Linked DNA regions of Homo sapiens: region 2 is linked to region 1. Evidence: chromatin loops called from intact Hi-C (ENCODE). Cell type or tissue: OCI-LY7. All regions are shown on one strand. Links, peaks and the distances in the headings refer to the core of each region. The heading gives the core; the rest is flanking DNA. Region 1 holds the start of KCNH2 (potassium voltage-gated channel subfamily H member 2). Region 2 holds the start of ZNF775 (zinc finger protein 775).

Region 1 (8,318 bases), core at 294-8,293:
CGCCCGGAGACCCTCACTCAGACGCAAGCAGGCGATGAGCAGGCGGCGGGGCAGACACCCCGCCTGCCCTTGAGCATCCCTAGGCCTCCTTGCCTAAATAAGGGAGCCGCAGCTGGAGCGAGCCAGCTGGCCGGGGGGAGGGGCCTGCGGCTAGGCCAGGGCTTTCCGAGGGGCTGGGCCGTGGCCGCCGCCGCAGGGCCCCGAGCCCGCCGATTGGGCGTGCAAGGCTGGCCCCGGGCTGCCGGGGGAGGGCGGGCCGCTCGCACCCGGGGATCCCCTGGTTGGAACCTCGCGCTCAGGGACCTCTCTTTGATCCTGCAGCTAGGAGGCCGCAACTGCTGTCAGAATGTCCCTCTCTGTGCAGCTCCTATGCAGAGCCCCACAGAGGGCTCTCTCTCTCTCCGTGTGTGTGTGTGTATGTGTGTGTGTGTGTGTGTGTGTGTGTGTGTGTGTATGTGTGTGTGTGTGTGTGTGTGTGTGTGTGTGTGTGTGTTGGGGCAGGGGGCGTGCCCCTTCTAAGTTTAACCCTCCCTTATTTCAGAGCTCTGCTGCTCTGGGGCCTTCAGATTGTCTTGCTTTTCCTATTTCCAGGGTCTCCCTTGACTCCGGGCTCGTCTTCGAGGGTCCAGGCGTTGCCCCGGTCACCCACAGTAGGCACTGAGCGCGTGCTGTGTATACCAAGCCAGTGCTCGGCGTGGTGGGGAACCAGGGCATAAGGACCCGCCGTTTCCCTTCAAATCAGGTTTCTTAGTCGCTAATCTGGGGTGGGGGTGGAATCCCTTCCCCCATCCCGGCCGCCTACAAGCCGGCCATGGCACCTGTCCTCACGGTTTCCCCTGCCTAAGGGTCCCTTCCCCCTCTTCTGGGCGCGCGAGTCCCAGGGGCTCCTTGGCAGAGCGAGGGGCTGGCGTTGGGGGAGCACTCGGCGCGGCTCAGCCAATGGGAAGGTCGGGCGCGCGCGGTGGGGCGGGATGGGGGGGGGAGAGGGCGGTGCTGCGGGCGCGCGGCAGGCGGGAGGGGGCCGGGAGGCGGGGGCCGGAGCCGGAGGGGCGCGCGCCGCATTAACCCTTCCGCGGCCGGGCCGAGCCGCAGGCGCTGCCCGAGCCGCGGGCGCTGGAGCGGCTGTCGGCGCGGTGGCAGGCGGGAGCCAGGAGTCCGGGGCTCGGGCGGGCGGAGCGCAGCGCGGGGACGCGGCGGAGCGGGCCCCGCGGCTCGGCGGGGGCCGGCAGACAGGTGTGCCGGCGGCGGGCGGCTCGCGCTCAGGCGGCTCCAGGCCGGGCCCGGGGTCCGGAGCGGGGAGCCGGGAGCCGAGCGAGGACCCGGCGCCCGCAGTCCAGTCTTGGCCGCGCCCGTGCTCGGCTTGGCCGCGGGGTGCGGGGACCACGGCCCGGCCGGGCCACCCGAAGCCTAGTGCTGGGCCGGGCCGGGCCGGGGTGGGTGGGGGCCCGCCCGGCCCGCCCATGGGCTCAGGATGCCGGTGCGGAGGGGCCACGTCGCGCCGCAGAACACCTTCCTGGACACCATCATCCGCAAGTTTGAGGGCCAGAGTGAGTGGGGGAGGGGGCTGAGCGGGGAGGGGGCTCTGGGGGCGGGCCGAGCTCTTCCGAGTGTGGATGGGGGGGCGTGCCCGGGCCGTGTGCGTCGGCAAGTGCGAGTCAATGGGGCCTGGTGGGCCCCAGGCTTTGGCGAGGGGACGGCGGGGGCAAGGCTTGGTGCACCGGGGCCGTGGGCACCGGGCCAAAGGGTTTGGGGTTGGGGCTTGGGGCGGGAAACTCAGCTCAGGCTTTTGGGATCGGAGTGTGTGTGACACGCTGAGTGTGCAGGGAAGGGATGTGGGATGGAGTGTGCAGGTGTCCCCAACTCTGGGTGCGTGGACGTGGATGGGGCTGTGTGCAAGGGCATAAGAGTGTGTACGACCCAAACCCTGGGATCCCGAGAGTCCAGCGCGCACACTGGTCTTGCCAGATCTTGACTGTGTTGTGCCGGAGGGACTGAAAAGCCGTGGATGCAGGGTCAGCTCATAATCTCTTCTTGTGTGTGCCGTGTGTATATAACCCTGAGCCCATGTGTCACCCGTGAGTTAGACCCTGTATGGGCGGTGGGGAGGTGTCTTTGACAAGGCTGCGAGCTTGTGGGCTCTGTGGAGACAGGGTGTCCTGGGGCTAGAGCTGGGCTTTGAGGGTAAGCAGCTCCCTGTGGTACCCCCAAGTTGTGGGTTTTCTTGCCCTGGAGACTGTCACCTAATTCCCTTATGGGGACCGGGAGTACAGCACCCCTAATGCCTGCCTGGTAGGGAGGCTTCTAGAAGGGTCCCAGATTAGGCAAATGTCCTGGGGGTGGGCAGCATTCATGTGCCTGTCCCTAAGGCTGCATGAGCCACAGTGGGTGTGACTGCCAAGGGCCCTGGGAGTTGGGAGAGGATGACATTCCTTGTCCATGACCCTGTGAGCACAGGACAACGCGTGCTTGTAACGGTGGTTGGGGGAAGGAGGGGTCAGTCCGATGGTCAGTATTGTGTGAAGCGGAGGAACAAGATGATCCTGAGGGGGTGGAGACAATGACACTGGTTGAGGGCCTCCCTGAGAGGTGGGGGTGGGCCCAGGGGGAGGCTGTGGGCGGGCCTACGAGGAGGCTGGGATGGATGTGGGGGGGGGTGCTGGATTCTAGCCCTACCTTTGCCACTGACTGCCATGTGACCTTGAGTGACTCTTCCCTCTTTGGGTCTCAGGTTCCAGGTCTGTGGAGGAGGGGCAGGCTTTCTGTCCCATCCCTGTATTCCAGGATCTCAGTGAAGGGTGTGTGGTGGGGTGGGGCATGCCTTCGAAGAAACTTGCTCTTCTTTCCCCAGCCTGGGAGAGAGGACAAGGGGTGGTTTTTCTTCTATGAAGCTGGGGTGTGTGGCTGGGCCTCTGGACTGCCTTGGACTGTGGCAGAGCTGGAGGCCGAGTTAGGGGGTCTTTTCAGGTGACAGGAAACCCTGACTCCTGGAATTGATGGCTGCCTGGGAGGTCTGGGGGGCCTTGGGAACTGGCCAAAAGATGAACCAGTTCCAAAAGGCAACTTTCTGGGGGCCAGGGGAAGGGAGAATCGAGAAAGGTGGGAGGAGGCCAAGTCCTGATGGCCTGGGCCTATCTCAGGGTGCCCTGCTGCAGCCCAGCTTTGCACGTAGGATTGCCTAGGGCTGCAACCTGAGGGCTATGCTTGCTGGGGAGGGGAGGGGAAGGGAGGGGGAGAATTCCAACTGCTACTGAAAGCCCCAGCATTACAGGCCAAAGTGGCCGGAAACTTCTGTTTATAAAAAGCTCTTATCCCAGGAGCATCTTGCCTGGCACAAGTGAGGCTGCTGCCTGCCTGCTGCTCACTCGCCAGCCTGGCTCTCCGGGCAGGCCTGGAGTCAGGGAGCCAAGTCTGGCAGAAATGGAACCATGGGGGTGCTCATCCAGGATGAGGCCAAACTGAGGAAGGCCTCACATCCCTGGGCAGGTCCCCTTTCTTGGGTCTGTTTTCCTACAAGTGGGGCCAAAGTCTCAGGCCCCGCCCAGGCTCCAGGTGTGTCCAGGGTTTGGAGCTGCAGGTCCCTCTCTTTGCTTCCTATGACCTTGGGCTTCTGCCTGTGACCCTCAGCTTATTCTTCTGCCTCTGCCAGACCAAGGTTCAAAAGCTGGCTCTATCATTTACAAGCTGCAAGACTTGGGCATGGTGCCGAACTTCTCTGGAGCCTTGGTTTCTTCATCTATAAAAGGAGGATAATAACACCTACCTTATGGGGTTGTCAGAGGACCTAATGAGATGCAGCGTCCTTAGGTGTTCAACGTGTAACTTCCCTCATCCTCTCTGGCACACCCACCCCTCAGCTCCTGACTGCCCTTGGGGCGGGGGTGGTGTGCAGAAGTTCTAGGGGGTACTGACCTGGTAGGATCCTCAGATAATCGGGGAGTGATTTCCTAGGGAGCCTCAGGATAAGGAGTGGCTCAGGGAGCGCCCCCCAGTCTGGAGAGCAGGGAAATTAAAAGCAGAATCCAGAGAGCCGATGCAAAGGGAATCCTGGCCGCCATCTCTGGCCTTTCCCAGGCTCCCTTTCTAGGCCCAGTGTTTATCCCTCCGCCGCGGCTGCTGACACGCGTTGCTGACACCCGCCAGGCTGGCCTCAGCCTCGGGCATGGAGGAGGCGGCGGGCTGCTGGCGGCCTGCCCGGGGGAAGCCACGCAGCCCGCCCGCGGGCCAGGCGGAGGAGGGGGCGCGCCGCGCGGCCCGGCCGGCCAGGCACCTGTATCGGGGCACACGCACAGCTGCGTTCGCCCCCTGCTGGGACCCCAGTCCCAGCCATGCTTCCTGTGGCGGGGAGTCCCCGGGCGGCTGTGTGAGTGGAGAATGTGGGGAAGGGCTGGGAGTCCCGGAGGCTGGGGTCCCCGCTCACGCGCACTCTCCTCCCCGCCCCCCTAGGCCGTAAGTTCATCATCGCCAACGCTCGGGTGGAGAACTGCGCCGTCATCTACTGCAACGACGGCTTCTGCGAGCTGTGCGGCTACTCGCGGGCCGAGGTGATGCAGCGACCCTGCACCTGCGACTTCCTGCACGGGCCGCGCACGCAGCGCCGCGCTGCCGCGCAGATCGCGCAGGCACTGCTGGGCGCCGAGGAGCGCAAAGTGGAAATCGCCTTCTACCGGAAAGATGGTAGGAGCGGGCCGGGGCGGGGCCACGACCAGGGGCGGGGTCAAGAGGGGCGGGACCACGGCGAGGGGCAGGGTGCGTGGGGGTGTGGGGGTGTGGGGGCGGCTGGAGAACGCCCCGAGCCCGGGCAGGGTTCTGTGGGGGTGTGACGCGGGCGGGGGCCCTGCGGTGTGCCTGTGGGAGGCGCGGTTCCGGGGCCTGCGCCTCACTCTGCTGAGATGGTTTTCAGGAGGGCAAAGGAGTTGCTAGGCTGTGGGTCTGGCTCCTCTGGTCCTTTTTTTCCCTGGGCAGGTGTGGGCACGTAGAGCAAGTTGGACTAGAGTTAGACCGAGCTGGGATGGCAGGTACGTGCGTGGATGGAGGTTAAAGGTCAGATTGGCAGTTGTGCGCTGACATCCGGGCACAGGCCCCTATCTACCTTAGGGCAGTTGCTGCCAGGTGACAGGTCTGGGAGATGTCATGGAGGGACAGGAGGGCTGCAGGACTCTGGCTGTCTCTGCTGCCCCCCTCCTGCCCTGCGCTTCAGCAGCACCTGGGGGAGGTGCGTGCCTCTCCCCGCAACCTCAGTTCCCTTTGTCTCAGCTGTCGAGCGCCCCGCCCTGCCACCCTCTCCTGCGCCAGGTGTCTTTACTCAGCCACCGCCTCCCAGCACAGCTGCTCTGGGCTTCCGGAGAGCGGATAAACAGAGCCCGGGGTGGGGCTGCTCCCACACCGTGAATGCCCTGTTGGGGTGGGCTCTGGTCAGGGCGGGCAGAGCAGGAGGACTGGGGTCCTGTGGGCAGAATCCGGCTGCAGAGGCGGCTCTGGAACGCGTGCAAACCTTGCTGCTTCCTAGCGTGTGTCCCATAAGCATTGACTCAACCCTTGTGAGCCTGGCAGGCACTAGGCTCTTGGAGATGGGCAGGACAGATGAGGCTCCTGCCCTCAGGGAGCTTGTCTGCTGTAGACAGTGAGCACGCTCTGCTTTCTGTTTGGGACCAGGCCAGCCAGCCCCATGTGCCAGCCCTGTGTGCTCAGGGTTGGCTGGGGTGGCCCTGCAAAGCTTTGCATCCTCCAGGCTGTGCTTTTGCAGGCGTGCACAGTCTGTGGCATCACTGGACGGCACTAGAGGGGGCATGGTCCCTGCACCCTGTGGAAGAAGGTTCGCTCACAGCAAATCAGGGTTCTAACTGGCAGGAGGCAGGGGCTGTGAGACTAGACTCAAACCCTGAAGGCAGTGGATGGTTTCTAGGGGCTAGACACTGGGCCAAATGCTTTACTTCTCTTATCTCAGGCACTCTTCACAACCCAGGGAGGTAGACACTACTGTTGTCTTCATTTTGGGGGATGAAGAAACTGAAGTTCACACAGTCACACAGCTAGAAAATAGCAGTTGGGAACGGAGCCCACATCTGTCTGACCGGAGCCCTGTGCGCTCTGTTCTGTCTGTCATATATTGAAAATGACACCAGGTAGTTGCAGGTCTATCTGTATGCTGTACATTATCTCATGTGAAATTTTATTGTAAAAGTTTGCCAACCACAGGTGTACTGAAAAGAATATGAACCCATAAGTCCTGGGTTTGTGTCTAAGACAATGCTGGAAATTATACACTACTGGACAAGTTGGTTGACTTCCCTGGGCCTGTTTCTACTTCTGGGATAACGTGCCTTGCTTTGGACCTTCACAAGGGTGCTGAGCTTTCATAGAGAGTGCCTGCAACGGGCCGTGCTCTGTAAACACGGTGCCAGTCCCACTACGATGTAGCTGTGCTGGGGATTTGGCCTCTTGGCAGCAGCGGCTGAGGGCTCTTTCCTTTGGCTGTGGTATGTGTGGAGTGCTCTTAGGTGGAGCTGGCCCTCCCTCCCAGTCTAGGCTGGCCCCTTCTGGAGAGGATGGCTATGGGCCCCCTTCTGCAGAGGAGTTATTGTGGGATCACCTAATCCAACCCATTCGACTTGCAGGTGGAAGGACGGAGAAGCAGAGGTCTGATGACCAGTGAATCAGTGGAAGGAGTGGGATTAGAACCCAGATCCCCAGCCCAAGTTCAAACTTGTCCCCTCTCCAGGTTACAACTCCAAAAAATGGGGCTGTGACCCAGAAAACTCTGTGCCAGCAATCTCTGTCTGTCCCCTTCTTCACTCTCACCTAGTTTCCACGGGGCTCAGGTGTCTCCTGTTGGCCAACAGGCTGGCCTGGCACTCAGCCACCTAGGACCCCATGTATCCTGGCATTCTAGGCCTGGGGTGATGCAGACAGATTTCCTCAGCCTCCGCTTCTTCTGCCTTGAAACACTCAGTCCCTCCTGTGATCCCCGGGACCTGGCTTGGGCTGCGTGTGTGCGTGCCTGTGTGTGTACTCACACATGGGCCTGGTAGGGAGGCGGAGGTGAGGAATGCCTGCGCCACCCCTTGTTTCTGTCCAGGCCTTTCTCAGGGTCTCTGCCTGGGCCAGCCTCGGGTAGGGGGAGCTGGGCAGGAGGTGGAGCCTTCTGCTGGCAGGCGCCGCCGTGGACAGCTGTGCTGTGTTGGTGCCTCTAGCCTTGCTCTGCGCAGTGTCAGGGCCTGGAGCCAGACAGCCCCATTATTTAGTTGCTGGGACTGCTGGGAGGTGGGGAGGCTAGACTGGGGGAGTGTGGGCTGAAGGGAGAGACATGAGGTGCCTGGGGCTCACTGGCCCTGTGCCCCTTGAAGTCAGGCCCGGGATTCAGGTGGAATTGGGGGCAGAGTCCAGTGGTGTGAGGCTGGCTGGCGGTAACATCCCCGCAAGGCCCTGGGGAGGCACCCCGGGCAGCAGGTGCTGGCTGGGTCCACACCTGTGCTCCCACATCGCCATGGGGGCTGTGGCTCCTCCTCTGCCAGTCCTCACAGAGTCCCTTCTCTCTGTCCCCCTGCATCCTCTCTGCTCTTTGTTCCTGCCTCTGCTCCCTGCTTCCCTGCCACCGTGCTCAGCCAGCCTGACTGTGCCCACCTTCTCGGCTCCTCTCTCACTCCCCACATCTCCTTGCCTTTGTCTTCTGCCTGCCTGGCTTACTCTCTGTCCCTTGGTCTTTATCTCCTCTCTGGTGCCTCCTCCTGTCTTCTTCCCTCGCCTCAGCACCCCGGAACCTTGCTCCTTGCCTCTCTCCCTCTCTCCCATTGTCCCCCACCCCTCGGAGCCTCTATCTGGAAGGCTCTGTCTGGCTGCTCATACCTCTGACTGGCCTGGCCTGGCTCCATGTCCCTGTGTCCCCGGGAGCTTGTGCGTGGGTGGGGACGGTGGTGTCTCTGGAGAGGAGTCTATTAGCTTCTCCACTCCAGCTGCAGGCCAGTTGCCATGGTAACAGGGTCAGAGGGCCCCCCACTGCAACAGCTGATGCTGCGGCTGTTGGGAGGGGGTGGGGACCTGCTGTCCAGGCCTGCTCCCCAGTGCACTGTGCCCAGGGCCTCAGAGGTGGCCCCACGCCCAGTGGGCTTCGGTCTGTCCCCGGCCTTGGAACCCAGCCTCCCCAGTGCTCCTGCAGGCCTCAGACCTCAGACTGCCTTGAAATCCTTAGTACCTCCTGTGATCAGCCCCACTCCTCTGGGCCTCCTGCCCTTCTCCGTCCCCCAAGGCCGTCTGTCCTGTCTTCTTCCTTGCCTTCTTCATTTCTTCCTGTGCCCATTCCTTTAAATCAGACGCCCTGCTCT
Region 2 (8,318 bases), core at 188-8,187, 600 kb after region 1:
CTGGAGGCCTCCATCCCCACACCCAGCATCAGGCACCCTGAAGCCTCCCACAACTCCCCTGTCCCACCCCCCATGACCCACCCTGCTCCTCTCCAACTTCCCGGATCCCACTCAGCACAAGGCCACCCCCACTGTGACCACTCTCCCAGCCCTGACCCTTCCCCTCTTCCTACTCCACCATCTTCAGACCTCAGTCTCCCAAACACCCCAGTCCTCAATCTGGGGAGGGAACAGAGGAGGGGAGCCAAGGGAAAGGGCGGGCCACTGTCCAACCCAAAGAACAGGCCATAGTGGAAAAAGCCGCTGAGAGGCCCCAGACAGGGACTGAGATTGGGTTTGCTTCTGGTTAGCCACATGATCCCAGGCAAACCACTTTCCTTCTCTGGGCCTCAGTTTCCCCACCTGAAAATGGAAATAACGCTTGCTCGTGGTACAGAATTGTTATATCAAGTGGGGCGGGGGCGGTGGGGGGTGGGGATGGCGGGACGCAAACAGTGTGAGAGGACTCTGAGAGACATTCCCAAGGTGCAAGACAAATTCGATTTAGGTCGTTGCTGTTGCCATCACCCGCTCCCCACTCAGGGTTATAAGAACTGTACCTCAGGGTATGAACAGCCAGCCTGGTTTCATGGCTTCAGTTTGCTCCCCTCGACATTCCCAGGAGACCTGATCTGCATGCAAGCAGGTCACTTGCCTTATCCACTATGCCTGCCCACCTCCCAGAGGTCCCCAATTCAACCCCAGCCATGATCCTGAGGTACCTCCTTCCAAGACTTCCTTCACCGGCCAGAGGTAAACACGCTTGCTGGAACTGTCCCACCCACACCTCCCCTGCGCCACACCCCTGGCCCCCTCCTCCTCACCCACCTCCCTTCAGAGGCGAGAGCTGCACTTACATTCCTCGGCCCCAATTCTAATATTCAGGAACCTGTCAGGGCCTGCATCTGAGCTGAAGGCCGAGGATAAACCCAGCTGCTAACAATCTCTGAAGAGGTGTCACATTTTAATTAATAAACACGTTTGCATCCCTTGCTGCATTCAAAGGACCTTGGGAAAGCAAAGTGAGATGGAGCAGGGACCCCTTCAGGCACCTGCTGTGCCCTCCAATCATGAAAATAAAGGAAAATCTTGAGTTCTTTCCAGGGAAATTCCAGGCACCTAGCTGGTCCTGAGAAGTAAATGTGCAACCTGATAAGAAGGTAATCGTAGCTAAAATAATAGCAAGGAAGTCAGACCACACGAAACGTGTGGTTGCCTAAAGAAACTAAAGGTAACATCTTAGCATATGTCCTTGAGTTGTTTTTCAGAAACCCAGACCCCCACCAAATGGACTTGCTGGCACGCACACCTCGGATAAGAGGGAACTGAGAACTCAACTCTGCTCATCTTTCCCCATTGCACCCCGACACGCCCCATCCTCTCGTGGCTCTTGAACTCACCGTGTCCTCGCACCCTGTGACCAACCTTGGAAGGCCCTTGCTCAGTTCTCCCCTTCCCAGCCCAGATTAGGGATCGCTTTGACCAGGAAGCCTTTTTGGACACACCAGGCACAGCCAGGAATCCCTTCTCTGTTTAACCTGTGCACCTAGGACCATCTACATGGAATCATCATTGTCATCAATTTGTTAGTCTGCACAAGACTACATGCATCTTAACACAGGGTCCTTCTCTCTCCCCTGCACCCAGTACAGGCTCCACACACAGTAATCCATTAATAAAAACTGTCATAAGGGAACACTTAAATAAAAGAAATTTCAGTACAAAACAGATTTGAAGCACGGAAGCATGAACCTTCAAGCTGAAAGGAGACAACTGCCATCTAATCTCTTCATTTTACAGATGAACATGGGAACAGTTAGCTGTGAAGCCTTGGGCTGTCGTCCGCCTCCAACCCCTGGGGCTCTGACCACACCCAGCCCCAGCTCAGATCATCTTGCTCAAAGGGCCGAAGGAGGACCCATCTCCACACCTTCCACATGTAGATATCCTCAACGTTCTTCACAGAGGGGATGCCCGCACCCCGCCCCACCGAGTTCGCGGCTGCTGTGCCCATCTTCCTAGAGAGGAGTTCTCCGCCACACCCGACACCACACACTTCCAACTTCTGCGGTGCTTCCCTCTCACTTATCTCCACCCCCAATCCTTATCCCCGCTCGTTTAATCACACATTTATTGGTCACCTACTATGTGTCTGTCACTCTGCAGCGAGCATTGGGGTTCCTGCCCCCAGAAACTGATCTATCAGGGAGGCGAACAGGGACGGGGAACTCGGAACAACGGGACAGCCCAGGAGAGACCGCCCGCGGGCGACCCCTCTACTCGCCACCGCGTCCTCCCTCCATTCTCACTAGCCTCCCTCCTAACCTCGCTGCCCTGGCCTGGCGCCCTCCCCACCCTCGGCCGCGCCCCTTTCCCCTCGGCTGTGTCGGGGCAGAGGGAACGCTTGAGACCCGGGGCTCGGGGGGCGCGCGGGGCTCGGGGCACCCCAGGCCCCCGCCCCATCCCTCCGCCCCAGCCCGGGCCGGGCGGAGGCAGCACGGGAGGAGCGGGGCCGGGCGCTGGTCCATCCCTCGCACCGCCCCTCCCCGCCCAAAATGCAGAGGGACTCGGAGGGAGGCGACGGGGAAATAAATACCTTTGACTTTGTGGCTAAGGTTAACGGGAACTGCCACCCCGAGGGCGACTTGGGCACCGGGCTCCCGGCCCTGGCCATTCCCGGGGCAGGCGGGGCGGGCACGGGTGCCTGATTGGCTGGCGGGCCTGGCCATCCCCGGGGCCGCCCAGCCACTCCATTGGCTGCGCCGCTCAGATGACCCGCCCGGCCCTATCGGAGCAGCCCGCGGGGCGGCTCCTTTGTTCTCTGGAGCCAATAGCCGAGGGGGGAGGGCTGACCTCGCCCCCGGCGGGCGCGCAAGGCCCGGGCGCCGTGAGCGCGCTAGCCGCCGGCCGCGGGGAGGAGACCTTGGGAGGTCGGGCCCCAGATGGCCGGCGGCGTCCTGGCACCCCTGCCAGGCCTGGACTCCGCGTGCGACCCCGTTGTAACGCCTGAACTCAGCGCACGTTCGCCGAGCGCCACAGCGCGCCGGACGCTGTTTCTCCCTGCTGGGGACCCATCAGGGCCCGGACAGAAACCCCGGCTGAGGCTGTGGCTGCCCTCAAGCCGCGATAGCCCCACCGTGGGGTGTGATAACTTTTAGGGTTCACTACGAGGGACCTTAGAAATCATTATACCCGACCCCTTCGTTTTCTGTTTCAGGGAGGTGGTCTCGCTCAGACCCCAGTGGCGCGATCATGGCTCAGTGCAACCTCGAACCCGTGGCTCAACCGAACCTCCCAACCTGCTAACTTTTTAAATATTTTGTAGAGATGGGGGTCTCGCCATGTTGCCCAGGCTGGTCTCGAACTCTTGAGCTTAAGTGACCCTGCGGCCTCGGCCTCCCAAAGTGCTGGGATTACAAACCCGCGCCCGGCCTAATCCCTTTGTTTTCTAGCTGAGGAACGGCTCTGAGGTTACGTTACTAGGTCGGGTTACTAGGTAGGGTTCCCGTGAGCGGAATCATCTCCGCCCAGTTGCCACCCCGGTCCAGACTGCCAGACCTTCAGGAAGGAGTATCTTCGCAACTCCCCACCCCATTGTAAGGAAATTCCTCACACTTCTCCCTCAAAGGGGGCGCAGCTGGGTCAACTCCCACTGGCAGGATGCTCTCCGGAGCTGCTAGAAGCTGCCTCTGGGGCATGAGGTAGATACAGACAGAAGCTGGGCCTCTGAGACTCTACAAACGGTTGCTGTTGGGCAGGCGGACCTTATTTTCTTCAGTCAACAGCTGATTAAACATTTGCCACAGGCCCGGCTGCGGTTTAGCCTCAGTAGCACAGCAGGAACTGGGGACTGAGATTCGATTTTGTCACTAACTTCATGTGTACTTTTTATAAAAGATACTTTTCTGTTTCTGGACTTTGACTTATTCGTCTATAAAATAGGGTTAATAATTTTCTAGTTGCCTGCATACCTTACTGAGTTTTTACCGTTAATTTGGTTATATTATCTATAGAAGGATTTGTAAAATACAAAATCATACACACCCTATAAAGAGGCCACACATCACTAGCTATCAACACTTTGGAGTCTCATTCTCCTGTTTATTTTTTTAAAGACGGGGTCTTGCTATGTTTCCCAGGTTAAAGTACAGTGGCTATTCACAGGCACAATCATAACGCACTTCAGCCTCAAACTCCTGGCCTCAAGGGATCCTCCCACCTGAACTACACCTGAGACTACTGGCATGCACCACCACACCTAGCTTATTTTCTAGAAGAGTACCTAGAAGAGGTTCTACGAAGGCTTGTGGAATACATTCCTGTTGCTGAGACCAGTATTCTAGTTCCAGATTTGCCACTGGCTACAAGTGTTGAGACAGAGCAGGAACCTCTCTTAGGGGTCTGCCACCAGCCCCCCATTCAATGCACGAAAATAAAGAAACATTTGAGTCCCTTCAAGGGAAATTCCAGGCACCTAGCTAGCCCTGCAACCAGCAATTAGGGAAGTGAATGAATGACCTGCTAAGCAAGAAAGTAGTAATAGTTTAAACAATAGTACCCAAATAAGAGTCACAAAACGTTAGCTTCCTTATAGAAACTGAAGATGACATCTTGACATATGTCCTTGAGTTGTTTTTCAGAAATTAGGACCCCCACCGGTGGGGGTCACTTCCACTCTCTGGGCCTGTTTCCTTCTTACAGAGCAGACTTCCTCCAGATTGGCATCCCATGACCAAGGGTATTTCAGAGGTGGAAAGAATGGAGAACCTCTGGGATCCTATTTCCACTAAGAAAAAAAATACCAGGGGGAGAGGCTGCATATGTGTTTGCAAATACACAGGAAAAAAGTGTTAGGAGAATACTCCTCAAACTTTTCTCAGTGTAAACAAAAAGGATTTTGAGAGTGGAATAGGGGAATGAAGGAGAACGTTCACATTATTATCTGAATTATTTATTTTTAAAGATAATTTAATGCTTTTGTAATTGTAGAAGAAAACAAAGAAAAACTGTGGATTCTTCAGAAGAGATGGGCAGCTCCTGCCAGCAGACCCCTACAACCCAGGCAGTCCTCCCCAGTGACTGCTGTGGTGATGAACCAGGCAGAGCAAGGGCTTGAGAACCACTGGGCCACCCACCAAGGGACTCAGGAAGGAACCAGGCACAATTTGACTCTGTTCCTGCTTTACCAGCCCCCTCAAGGCCACTTGTGTGACCTTTCCGTCCTTTGGACCTCTCTTTCCCATCCCCATAACAAGCAGTGGGCAGTGAAGCACTGACGACACCCACACCCCGCTTTCCCCATATCCCAGACTATTTCCTTTAAACGGGACTTTTCAAAAGGTTAGGACCCCTGGTCAGATCCCCTCTCACCCTCATCCTTGTCCCTAACGGCTCCAATACTAACCTAGGTGCCAACCCAAGGACCCGCCCCTGCTCCCTGCCCATCATTTCCAGACATCGACCTACTCTTTCCTGGCCATCTCCCCTTCCCTGGAAACCCTGTGTTCCCACAAAGAGAAAAAATGTGACTGGGGCTTTCTTGAGACCACGCCCTCTGCTCCCAGGCTTTGACAGATAATTTGCCATCAACTACACAGGTTTTTAAGTGGCTCCATAACCCCATAAACCAATATGAAGCTTTGAAGCTGTTCTTTCCATCCTACACACTTTAAGCCCCACCCACACAGTTGGCATTTAATACTTAACCAAAAACAGCAGCACGCAGCGTTCATCCACTAAGCACACAGCGGTTGTCAAGAGCACAGGTTTCAGGAGTCAGACAGACTTGAATTTGAATCTGCCTCTGGTGATTACCAGTTATATGACTGTGGGCAAATGTTTTCATGTATAAAAGAAGACTACCTCCCACACAAGGACACATGAGATAATTTAGGTAAACTTCACCAGGTGCCACTCACGTCAACAAATTGTGGTTATTCTTATGTGCTCTGTGCTAAATGCTGGAGATATATGCAGAAATTGCTAACACAGGCAAGAAAAGAACTATTAATGCCTGGTAAAAAGAGGTACTCAAATTTGTATGAAACCACCAATTCAGGGACGCATACAGAGTGACTGCTCACAGAAATCTGGAGTCCTACAGCAGGCCGGCCAGGGACACTGTAGGACAGAATCAAATCAGCCCCCTTTCCTGCCTAGCAACTAGCACCTGAAAAGTCTGACCTGACCTTGAGATGGAGCAGAGACCCTCTTTTTTAATTTTTTTTTATTTTTATTTTTTGAGACAGAGTTGTTGCCCAGGCTGGGGTGCCATGGCGCGATCTCGGCTCACTGCAACTTCTGCCTCCTGGGTTCAAGTGATTCTCCTGCCTCAGCCTGCCGAGTAGCTGGGATTACAGGCATGCACCACCATGCCCGGCTAATTTTGTATTTTTAGTAGAGACAGGGTTTCTCCATGTTGGTCAGGCTGGTCTCAAACTCCTAACCTCAGGTGATCCACCTGCCTCGGCCTCCCAAAGTGCTGGGATTACAGGCGTGAGCCACCACGCCCAGCCTCAGAGACTCCACTTAGGAGCCTGCTGGGTTCTGCCCATCACTTGAAAAGCATGAGAATAAACAAAAATGTGAGTCCCTCCCAGGGAAATTCCAGGCACCTAGCTAGCTCTACAACCATGAATTGGGGAAATGAATGAATAACCCGCTAAGCAAGAAAGTAATAATAGCTTAAACAATAGTCACTCAAGTAGTAGTCACAGAATGTTAGCTTCCTCATAGAAACTAAAGATAACATCTTTTTGTTTGTTTTGTTTTTTGGGTTGTTTGTTTGTTTTGAGACAAAGTCTTACTCTGTTGCCCAGGCTGGAATGCAGTGGCACGATCTCAGCTCATTGCAACCTCCGCCTCCCAGGTTCAAGCAATTCTCCTGCTTCAGCCTCCCTAGTAGCTGGGACTACAGGGGCCCGCCACCACACCCAGCTAATTTTGTATTTTTAGTAGAGATGGGGTTTCACCATGTTGGCCAGGCTGGTCTTGAACTCCTGACCTCAGGTGATCCACCCACCTCGGCCTCCCAAAGTGCCGGGATTACAGGCATGAGCCACCATGCCTGGCCTAAAGATAACATCTTGACATATATCCTTGAGTTGTTTTTCAGGAGCCAGGACCCCCACCAATGTCACCACGTGACAATGCCAGCACGTAGACCTCAGACAGACTGGAACCAGAAAATGGATAAGGAAGTTCCAGAAATTCCTCAGCCCCTAACTCCCTTTGAAACCTCCCCACCCCTGCCTTAAAAACCCTTGCTTAAAAGCCATCAGGGAGTTTGAGCCTTAGCTGCCCATTCTCCTCGCCTGGTGCTCTGCAATAAACGCCTTACTTTCTCTGGCTGCAAATCTCACTGTCGGTGTTAGGCTTTGCAAACACTGGGCAAGTGGACCCAGGCTGGGTTTGACAACAACCTCAAAGAAGGCTGAAACCCTGGTGTGTGGAGTGTGGAAGCTGAGTGCTGTCTTAGCTGCAGGGAACAGCCTCCCCTCCCAGAGGCTCCTTCATCTGTCCAACCTCTGAAGGACTACTGGAGGCACAGTCCAAGTATAACCAAAGTCCGTTTAACACCCAGCACCCCTCAAAAGAGCTCATAGTGCTTGCTGTAGTTTCATAAAGGCCCAGGTGGTGAGAAAGATTAGGTGTTGCTGGGCCCATCTAGGAGGGCAAGTGACCAAGAACATAAATCTTGGGACCAAGCTGAGAGCATTCCACCCACCACAGTTCTCTGGAGCTTCGGCCCACCACCCAGAGAATTAGCCCAACTGCCTGGGTATGCTCAGGGAAGAACTGAGGCAGGGGGCCAGAGCTCAGCAAGCTGGGCATGTGGCCTGTGGCCAGAGCCCCACCCACAGCCCCCCGTCCTTCTAGGGAGGAGAGCATGCTGCTCCTCCTGACATGTCGCAGCTCCCCCAGAAAAAGTAACACTCCCCAGCCACCAGTTCTAAAACCAAATCTTTATTCTCTAGTTTGAAAAGGAGGGGTAAATGGTTGTTCTGTTTAGTTCCAGAGAACAGAACAAGGCCCAATAGGTAGAAATTATAGGAAAGCAGAATTCATTCATTATAAGGAAGGATTTCTAACAATTAGAATTTCTAACAATTAGAATCATCCAGGGCCTCAGGAGGTGCGGAAGTTCCTGTCACCTAAGTGCTCAAGCAGAGGCCAGGTGTCCATATGCTAGAAATGGAGAAAAGGAAACTCACCAGCAACTTCCCCTCAGCTGGCCCTCCATCACCAATGCGGCAGTCCTTGCCGTGACATGCTGAGCT

Evidence for each region. Peaks named below come from ENCODE experiments on the same cell type or tissue, not always from the same donor. Only the 100,000 strongest peaks of a DNase experiment are listed, where the experiment ranks them.
Region 2: a loop joins it to region 1, with 2.5 times the contacts of the local background. A loop is called at or near these places in 4 of 110 quality-filtered maps.

The regions. Positions count from the first base shown.
Region 1 is chr7:150,971,067-150,979,384 of GRCh38, reverse strand. KCNH2 (potassium voltage-gated channel subfamily H member 2) reads left to right here and starts at 1,064. Exons shown (of 15, transcript NM_000238.4): 1 at 1,064-1,547; 2 at 4,444-4,674. The coding sequence starts at 1,472. LOC124901776 (a long non-coding RNA gene) reads right to left here and starts at 4,067. Exons shown (of 3, transcript XR_007060592.1): 1 at 3,910-4,067; 2 at 2,674-2,849; 3 at 2,030-2,540. RefSeq lists silencers at 47-396, 4,170-4,319, 4,710-4,759, 4,860-4,929 and enhancers at 2,766-3,692, 6,831-7,344. In OCI-LY7, for the core only: a CTCF peak has its summit at 4,260 (motif pointing left); DNase peaks (open chromatin) are centred at 964, 4,594, 5,284, 7,964 and 3 weaker places; H3K4me3 peaks cover 5,131 bases; H3K27ac peaks cover 4,253 bases.
Region 2 is chr7:150,373,710-150,382,027 of GRCh38, reverse strand. REPIN1 (replication initiator 1) reads right to left here. Exons shown (of 3, transcript NM_001099695.2): 3 at 7,989-8,318. It overlaps ZNF775 (zinc finger protein 775), which reads right to left and starts at 2,698. Exons shown (of 3, transcript NM_173680.4): 1 at 2,636-2,698. ZNF775-AS1 (ZNF775 antisense RNA 1) reads left to right here. Exons shown (of 2, transcript NR_183445.1): 2 at 1,840-2,183. RefSeq lists enhancers at 1-186, 1,480-1,539, 3,550-3,709 and a silencer at 2,330-3,139. In OCI-LY7, for the core only: CTCF peaks have their summits at 3,446 and 3,662; DNase peaks (open chromatin) are centred at 2,827, 3,747 and 4,638; H3K4me3 peaks cover 3,514 bases; H3K27ac peaks cover 2,400 bases.